3 separate regions of the Homo sapiens genome follow, and regions 1 and 3 are each linked to region 2. A link is a contact called in ENCODE Hi-C or POLR2A ChIA-PET data. All regions are on one chromosome and are shown on one strand. The core of a region is the stretch at or near the end of the contact, and the rest is flanking DNA. Distances in the headings are between cores, read along the strand shown.

Evidence for each region. Hi-C counts contacts between places; a loop is a spot of excess contacts on that map. ChIA-PET counts read pairs that join two places held with the same protein, here RNA polymerase II (POLR2A). Pooled maps may share reads with other maps.
Region 1: a loop to region 2 is called in a pooled map, with 8 times the contacts of the local background. The contact joins the promoter of CEP85 here to the promoter of NUDC in region 2. A Hi-C loop is called at or near these places in 6 of 50 pooled maps. POLR2A ChIA-PET finds 5 or more read pairs at or near these places in 2 of 52 experiments (PC-9 and activated naive CD4-positive, alpha-beta T cell).
Region 3: a pooled map shows a loop between it and region 2 (12-fold over the local background). The contact joins the promoter of FAM76A here to the promoter of NUDC in region 2. A Hi-C loop is called at or near these places in 1 of 37 single-sample maps with no recorded cell type and 9 of 50 pooled maps. POLR2A ChIA-PET finds 5 or more read pairs at or near these places in 2 of 52 experiments (B cell and activated CD4-positive, alpha-beta memory T cell).

The regions. Positions count from the first base shown.
Region 1 is chr1:26,232,930-26,235,811 of GRCh38, reverse strand. CEP85 (centrosomal protein 85) reads right to left here and starts at 1,612. Exons shown (of 14, transcript NM_001319944.2): 1 at 1,502-1,612. RefSeq lists enhancers at 744-793, 884-943, 1,264-1,413.
Region 2 is chr1:26,920,338-26,923,037 of GRCh38, reverse strand. NUDC (nuclear distribution C, dynein complex regulator) reads right to left here and starts at 1,295. Exons shown (of 9, transcript NM_006600.4): 1 at 1,109-1,295. The coding sequence starts at 1,189. RefSeq lists enhancers at 487-1,028, 1,149-1,268 and a silencer at 1,399-1,548.
Region 3 is chr1:27,724,561-27,727,426 of GRCh38, reverse strand. It overlaps FAM76A (family with sequence similarity 76 member A), which reads right to left and starts at 1,466. Exons shown (of 9, transcript NM_152660.3): 1 at 1,266-1,466. The coding sequence starts at 1,346. RefSeq lists silencers at 942-1,641, 1,480-2,122.

The DNA of each region.
Region 1 (2,882 bases), core at 363-2,862, 690 kb after region 2:
TCACCTGAGGTCGGGAGTTTGAGACCAGCCTGACCAACATGGAGAAACGCCGTCTCTACTAAAAATACAAAATTATCCGTGCATGGTGGCGCATGCCTGTAATCCCAGCTACTCGGGAGGCTGAGGCAGGAGAATCGCTTGAACCTGGGAGGCGGAGGTTGCGGTGAGCCGACATCGCGCCACGGCACTCCAGCCTGGGCAACAAGAGCAAAACTCCGTCTCACAAAAAAAAAAAAAAAAAAAAGAATTACAATCTAAGTGTGGAACATCATGCTTGGCAGCTGTTAAGAGAACCACATCAAGACAAGAGAGGATTTGAAGGGATACACAGACAGCTGACACAGACACACGAAGGATCTCACACCATTACACTATTTTCACCGCCTTGATCATTCATTAAACCTTGTGAAAGAGAAGCCAAATCCTTGACAAGAAGTTGCCTTTACAAAGAAAAGTCGTGAGACATACAAAACCACCAGATCACTATAAAGCAGACAAGGTTTGAGGGCAAATAAATGAGGCCTGGCTAGCTTCATCGTCCTTGTATCACCACCGCCCCCTACTTATCCCAGTGTTCAATTCATCAACCGAAATTTACTGCGTGCCTACTATGCGCCTGGCTCTGAGCCACGTGTTGGGAATGTACTGGTGTAAAGGATCGCTCTCATTAACTGAGGTGAAGTAAGCGTTGAATATACTGTTGAACAAATAAACCTGAACACACTAACTTTCAGTTCAACCAAAGCACCAGCTCCTTCTCGCTGAAGGAAGCTTCCTCACCTTCCGCCCTACTGACATTTTGGGGGATTTTTCTTTGTTGTTGGGGGCGTCCTACACACAGTAGGCTGTGTAACAGCATCCCTGGCTTCTTCGCACTAGATGCCAGTAGCAAGCCCTGGAGCTGTGACTATCAAAAGTGTTTCCAGACATCGACCAATGTCCCCAGGGAAGCAAAATCGCCCCGGCCGAGAAGTACCGGGGTAAGGCCCCGCCAAGTGCTTTCCGTCCCACAACCTTAATTCTCTACACAGCCTTCCAATCTCGGCTCAAACTTCTCCTCCTCGGGGAGGGCTCCCTGACCTCTCCGACTAGATCCGCGCCTTCTGTTTTGCGCTCTTTGTAAGATTTCTCCACTCTACCCTCACTGCGCGCCGAGGGATTACCCCGCTTAACGTCGACTCCCAGGGCTGTGCGCTCCGCAAGGGCAAGGAATGCGCCGCTCGCTGTGTCCCTGGCTATCGGCACAGGGCCTGGCACGCAGGTAAAGTGACTGCCGTGGGGTGAACCACGGACGGCAAAGCAAGGCAACGGGGGAAGCGAGGGGAATGGGACGCGAGAGGGCGTATGCCGGGGCACTGGCTTCGGAGCCGAGGCGCATGCGCTTCGCTCTCCCCGGCCCCTCACGGTGGCAGGTCGCGAGCGTCTGAGGCTTCGCCGGAGCTATGGGAGGAGAGGCAAGGTCGGCCACTAGGACTGAGGCTCCCGAAGGAGGAAAACTTACACGGGCCTGAAAGCGGGCGGCGAAATCCCTCACTCGGGAAGACTGACTGCAGCCACCACGTCTGCGGTGAGCGGTGGTTCCCTCCCTCAGCTCCTCTAACGGCCGTTGCACGCCCGCCAGGCCGCGCGCCACAGAACGCGCGTCGTTTGGCCCCACCCCGTTCTGCCGCCTCTGGCCAATCGGGAGTCGAGCCGCGCCGGCTTCCCGCCCCTTTCTATCCTCTTCTGACCAATCGGCAGCCGAGCCGCGTCGGTATCCCGCCCCCACACGCTACCCTCTGCTCAGAGAGCCGGACGGATCTTTCTGCGCATGACCACGTCGCCACTTGGCTCCTTCTCTGCCCCTTGCCGCGTTTTACCTGTAGGTGGAGCTCTGCTCACCTAGACCTGGAGGGGCCCTGCTGGGCCTGTGCAGGTTGGGAAGCTGGCGGCCCGCGGGCGGGGCTGGGGACACGAGAATCCCACTCAGCTTGCCTCACCCTCCTTCCATTCCAACGCCGGTCTATCAGTTCTCACACCTGAAGCAGGGGTTCAGGTTGTGACCAGGAGTTAGGGTGTGGCCTGGGTCACTGACTAGTCAGGGTCAAGGCTTGGTCTGGGTTGGACGCAGTGGTCAGCCTGTGACCAAGGTTCAGGTTGAAGGGTAAAGGATCAGTCCTGCCTCCCTCCCCAAACTTGGTCCACAGGAAAAGGAACTGTTAAGTCCATTTGCATTAATATGCGCTTGAAGAGTCAGACAGGAAAATTGTTTGAAAGGAGAACAGAACCATCAGCCAAAGGAATGAATCTCAGATAGTGAAATTCTGGGTATCTAGAAACCTGACTTGGCAGGGAGAGATACTAAAAAATTGTATAGGAGGCCGGGCGCGGTGGCTCATGCCTGTAATCCCAGCACTTTGGGAGACAGAGGAGGGCGGATCACGAGGTCAGGAGATCGAGACCATCCTGGCCAATATGGTGAAACCCCGTCTCTACTAAAAATACAAAAATTAGCTGGGTGTGGTGGCGCATACCTGTAATCCCAGCTACTCGGGAGGCTGAGGCAGCAGAATCGCCTGAACCAGGGAGCCGGAGGTTGCAGTGAGCCGAGATCGTGCCCCTGCACTCCAAAAAAAAGTTGTATGGAAAAAAAAAGTTGTATAATTTCTTAGCTTTAAGAGCCAGACAAAGTGAGTTCATTACTGAATAAAAGTCACTCTAGAGGAAAGACCCTAGGGATGTGCCCCAAGGTTGTATCCTTTGTCCTCTCTTTTAGTATTTTAAGATAAGAATATAGAAGACATAAAATAGCAGATTTAATGGATAATGAAAATGAACCTGGGTATGATATGAAATTAGGACCAGAAGCCTCTGTTAACGTAAAGGCTAAAAAAAAAAATGTT
Region 2 (2,700 bases), core at 46-2,545:
GCCCAAGAGTGGGTCTAAATCTGATTAAATCTGATGCTAGAACATATCTCAATGGTTTCCGTTCTTGCTTCTAGACAGTTTTTCAATTTGCTCAAAAATGAACTCGCTCCCAAATCCAGTTTTGTGCGAACAGTTTAGAGGAATGGAGACAGGAAGGCTTTTCACACTTGCAAATGAGAAACACTCTCCCCACCACAAAGGGCTTAGAAGTCCTTGGTCACCAGACACCTAGGTTACATAGGAATAGAAAGTTCAATGGAAACCTACCTCCAGTAAGACACAATCAGCCATGGACTCTGGGAAGCACACTGACCTGTCTAGGTGAGAACCATGTTGCATGATCTAGGCAAATCCTTGCCACTTCTCTGGCTCTGAGAATGAGAGTTCTGATCCTGACAGACTTTTCTACCGTTAACTTTGTGTTTGTTCCAAAAAAACCAACTCCAGAATCTGTAACAGTTGGCCCTTATTGTCGAGTGTGGGACACACATCAATCACACGACAAATACTTGTTGAATGAAAAAGCCTTATTACTGAGAACTTACGGTTCTTAACTACTCTCTGGAAACCGGTATTCGCAGCTGTCTCACAGATAAGGAAACTCAGGCTTGGAGAGATGTAAAGGTTCCAAGTTGGTAGGTGGTGGAAACTAATCGTGAACACAGGCCTCCTATTCCCCCATTCAAGGCCTAACAAGACCACGTGCTAACATCAGCCCGCTCCCCTACCACACACATTCGACGGCTCGCCCCAAGCCTTGGTGGATCCAAATCACGATATTTGCGACGGTTCTTACTAAGGGATGCTCCTTGGAAGCCGCCATCAAAGTGGAAACGGGGGTGGGGGCATATGTGAAACTAAAGGGGGATCCTAAGCTCAGGGATGCGATAATTTGCTACTACTGAGGGGCGCCGGGGGCCCGGGACTGATGCGAACCGGGTGAGACCTGCTGGCGGGTGGCCAGGCCGGAAGCTGGGCGCAGTGAGAATGTAGGGGCATCCCAGAAGCCCGCGAGCCGCTGGGGTGGGTCTCAGCCCTCGAAGGCAGAGAAGGGCGGAAGGAGCGTGGCCAAGGCCGCCGGGTGGGCCGACGCCGCGCGGGCCGTTACCTCCTGCACGCCGCCCTCGTGCTGCTGAGCCATGGCCAGCAACATGCCGTCGAACCGCTCCTCCTCCTGCTCTCCGCCCATCGCGCCGGCTCCGATCCACGTCCCGGAGCTCTGCACTCTAGTCCCGCGCTCTCTACGCTCCTGCGGGTCGCGCCGGGCCCAACGACTCTAGTCGTCCGCCTTCCGCAGCGGAGCCGGAAACACGCACGCGCGCGGCTGCCCAGGCCCGCCTCCACCTCCTCTCTTCCCGCCTTCCTCCCGGTTTGCGGCCATTGACCGTGCGGCAAGCAACCCGCTTCGCCGACCATTGGTCGACATTCGGAGCCAATCAACAAGCGCGTCCACGAAGCGGTAGGCGGAGCCGTGGGCCCGAGAGTTTGGCATGAGTTGCTATGGTCACCCGATGCCGTGGAGACTTCTAGAAAGCCCTGGACTCAAATCTGGCAGGGTTGGAAGTTAAAAAGGGACAAGTTTTGCCCCTCTCCCTTGCTAGCGACCCCCCCAGCTTGTAGAGCAGTGAAGCTGAAAGTAGCCTTACTCATCTCTTCCAATCCTAGAAGGGACTTACCACAGGACAGCCTCCTCCTCATCGACCTCACTGCGTACTTGACTAGGGCCAGCTTCATGGGAGTACAAATTGCAGTCGCACAGCACCCAGGCTTAGAAAGGCTCCACGCTTGATTTCATGGCCTTCTGTTATAGTCTTGAAATTCTTAATAATTTTGGAATAAGGAGACCCACATTTTCATTTTGCACTGGGCCCAGGAAATTATGACAGGTGCTGAAATTGACCTTCACTTCTGTTAATGCGGGGACAGGACCCAGCCATCCAAGCTAATCCCTCCACTTGTGCAATGAATCTCATCATCTTAGTCTTTTCAGGAACTCTATCCCTGTTAATTATCCCTTTTTTTAGCTTATGCATCACAAATATCTTTCTTCTTCCCTTCAATTTACAAACACGCTTTAATATCTTTTTGTTTGTTTTTAGAGATGGGGTTCTTGCATTGTCACCCAAGCTGGAGTGCAGTGGCACCATCTTGGCTTACGGCAGCCTTGAACTCCTGGACTCAAGCCATCTTCCCCACTTCAGCCTCCAGAGTAGCTGGGACTACAGGCTCACATCACCACGCCCTGCTGTTTTTTTTTTTTTGTTTTTTGTTTTTTGTTTTTTGGTAGAGATGGAGTCTGTGTTGCCCAGGCTAAGTCTCAAACCCTGGTCTCAAGCACTCCTCCTGCCTCAGCCTCTCAAAGTGCTGGGATTACAGGTGTGAGCCACCATGCCCAGCCCTGTTTTTATATTATTATTCCATGGCCCCACTTTCTTCTGCTGCTACCTCTCCAATTTTCAGCTCTCATTTGCAGCAAACTTGTTTGCTTGTTTTTCTACTCCCTCACCTCCCATCTCTCTACAGTATATTCTAGTCTATCTATTCTTCTTTTTTTTTTTAGACCAAGTCTCACTCTGTTGCCCAGGCTGGAGTGCAGTGACACGATCTCAGCTCACTGCAACCTCTGCCTCCCAGGTTTAAGTGATTCTCAGCCTCCCAAGTAGCTGGGATTACAGGCACCACTACGCCTAACTAATTTTT
Region 3 (2,866 bases), core at 217-2,716, 800 kb before region 2:
AAACAGCCTTCAGTAGGAAGCCGACCTGGGTACTATTTCTAGCATAGCTACTATGCTTGAGTGAGTCACTTAAACTTTCTGGGCCTTATTTTTCTCCTCTGTAATACTGGCATCACTTCCCTACTGTTGATGTGGGAGTTAAGTAAGAACTTATATGGATTATATGGAACTAGCCATAAATTGTAAAACAAACATATATATGAACAAGTCCCAGACTGGGAATCAGAAGCCCTGAATTCCAGGCCTGGTTCTTCTGCCACTGTGTGATTTTGCGGTTTACTTGTGAAATGAAAGTGCTGGATTAAAATTATTATTTATATATACATAACTTCCTTAAAATCATATATACATATTTTGAGGCCAAAAAGGGCACTCAAGCACTTGCATTCCCCCAGACCTGGTATATAAAAACTGGCAAATGGAAAGTCATGACCATCTGAGGCAAAAGTGACAATTATGAGTTATCCAAATCAGAGACACAAACTGGATTATTGGATAACCTCAACATTATTCTTCAGCCAGTTTGGTGACTTTTTAACTGTTGCCTCACAGCACCTCTAGTCACTTAAAAAGTAAAAGTGGGATAAAGCAACTTAAAAGAAAAAGAGAAGTTGGACCTTCAGGAGCAAAAACTGATCAGCAGCTAGTCAGGGAAGACCGAAGACCACCAACTGGATGCTGAGAAGTGATCCCTCGGATCTGTGAGCCTGACTGTGGGGCTTTTTTAAAACATAAAGCCTTGCTGCCTCCGATTCTGAGACTGGCCGAAAAGTGAGATGCTTAAAAAAAAAAAAAAAATCAAGCCTTGCTACCTCCGATTCTGAAACTGGTCGAAAAGTGCCCGTGAGGAGCCCGAGTTCGACACATTCCTCCAAGGCAGCACCCAACTTTGGAGTTCAGTCCCAGGAGGGGCAGGAGGTCCCCACCAGGGAGACCGCGGCGGCGGGGGAGGCAGCGCAAAGGGATCCCGAAGGCGACCAGTCAGGGCAAGCAGGGGACCCGCTGTCCCTCCCCCGACCTCACGGGGTCCGAGAACAATCCCCACGGTTGCTAAGCACCCGGACACGCCGGCCGCGGGAGCCTGGACCGGGTCCCGGCTCCCGCACGTGCCCCGCCGGCCCCCAGCGGGGTGGGTGCGGCTCCTCAGCCTGGCGGGCCTGCCACACCCTGCTCCGGGGACCCCGCCGGGCGTCCCCACAGAATCTGGAGCTCCGGGCCGCGCCTCCTGCGTCCCCAGTTCCCGGCCGCCGCCCCAGCCCGCGCACCTTGCACAGCTGCTGCCCCTGAGACAGCGCCTCGAAGGGGAAGCGCTGGTGGCACTTGGTGCAGGCGTAGAGCGCCGCCATGTCCGGCCCGGGCCGCGCTCACCGACCCGCCGGCCCGGCCCGCCGATTTATCTGACAGTCTGAGGCACAACCCGGCGGCGGCTGCAGGCTGCTGGCTGCGGCAGGCGGGCGGGCGCAGGCGGGTCGGGGCGGACCCGGGCGGGCTGGGGCGGGCACGGCGACTCTAGACGCCCGCTCACTGGTGGGCTTTGACGTCGATCAAGTGGGAAGGGGCGGAACACGGAGCTTTCGCCCACTCTGATTCGGTCTGGCCTGGAGTACGCCACTGTGACGCTCCAGGCCGCGATTATGTAAAGCGCAGTCACGCGGGGGCGCCACCTGGAGGGGACAGGCTCCCGGCCGGGACCTCGGAAGAGCTTAGGCTCCGCCCTACTTGCTCAGCGTTCCCGCCCTCGCTCCGCCTCTCCACGGCCTCAGGCGCATCTGCGCTTCTCGCGATACCTTCGGGGATTTGTGATGTTTTGGTTTCCATGGAGCTGCCCTCTGGGAGCACGAGGGGTACAATTGGAACGAAGGCGGCGCACAGTTAACTGGAACTCTGCAGCCGTCCAAGCCCAAAGAAGGTGGGGAGCTTGGGAAAGAAGTTCCTCATAATCGGAGCAGGAGGAGCCCGCCCAGCCTCGCTCAAAGGAGGAGACGAGACTCTGAGGGACAATTTAGAAGTGTGTCCTCAATTTAAGACACCTAAATAGGGAACTGTGGGGCTGTGGGCCTTAGGAGAGAAAAGGAGAGCCCCAGAGAGAGCACCCCTATGCTGCGGAAGAGGGACTAAAGAGATGGCAGTCCTTCCAGGAGGGATTGGACAGATATTCAGGCGTCCGGTGGCCTGCAGGCCCCCATCAGAGTGGGCTGCAATTGGCCCAGACCTGCTTCCTACTTTGTTTTCTCCGGTTTCACCCCCAGCTTCTCTCGCAAGCAACCACCTGGTGATTCCTGACGAGGCCTGACTTCCGGAAGGCAAGCCACGCCCTCCGGGCTCCCCTGCCTCTCTTTGGCTCCAGCTTGGCATGTATAGGAGCTGCCCAAGGAATGACAGACTTCTTGTTCTTGAGGTGTTGGCAAAGCTTCCTGCACTGCTGACCTATCCAAGTCCTGCCTTGTAGCTGCTCTTGGGCATAGGTTACTCTTGGCTCTGCCAACCACCCGTACAGGACTAATTGCAGTTTTACCTCAACGTGCGCTTTTTACAATTAAAAACTGACTTAATGGCTTCTATTTCCCTGCCTCAACAAAAAAAATTTACTCTCTCTGAACCCAAATCTGGCTGCTTCCTTGTAGGATCCCCCAAAGATGTGCATTAATCATTAGGATCAGAAAGCAAAGTTTCCAAATCACTGTTCCACAACTAACTACATGACCTTGGATCTATCACTGAACTTCTCACGGCCTCGTTTTTCTCAATTGTACAATGAGGTCATTGTGAGAATCAAAACCAGTACATGAGTCGGGGCGGGATGGCTCACAACTGTAATCCCAGCACTTTGGGAGGCTGAGGCCAGAGGATCACTTGAGCCTTGGGA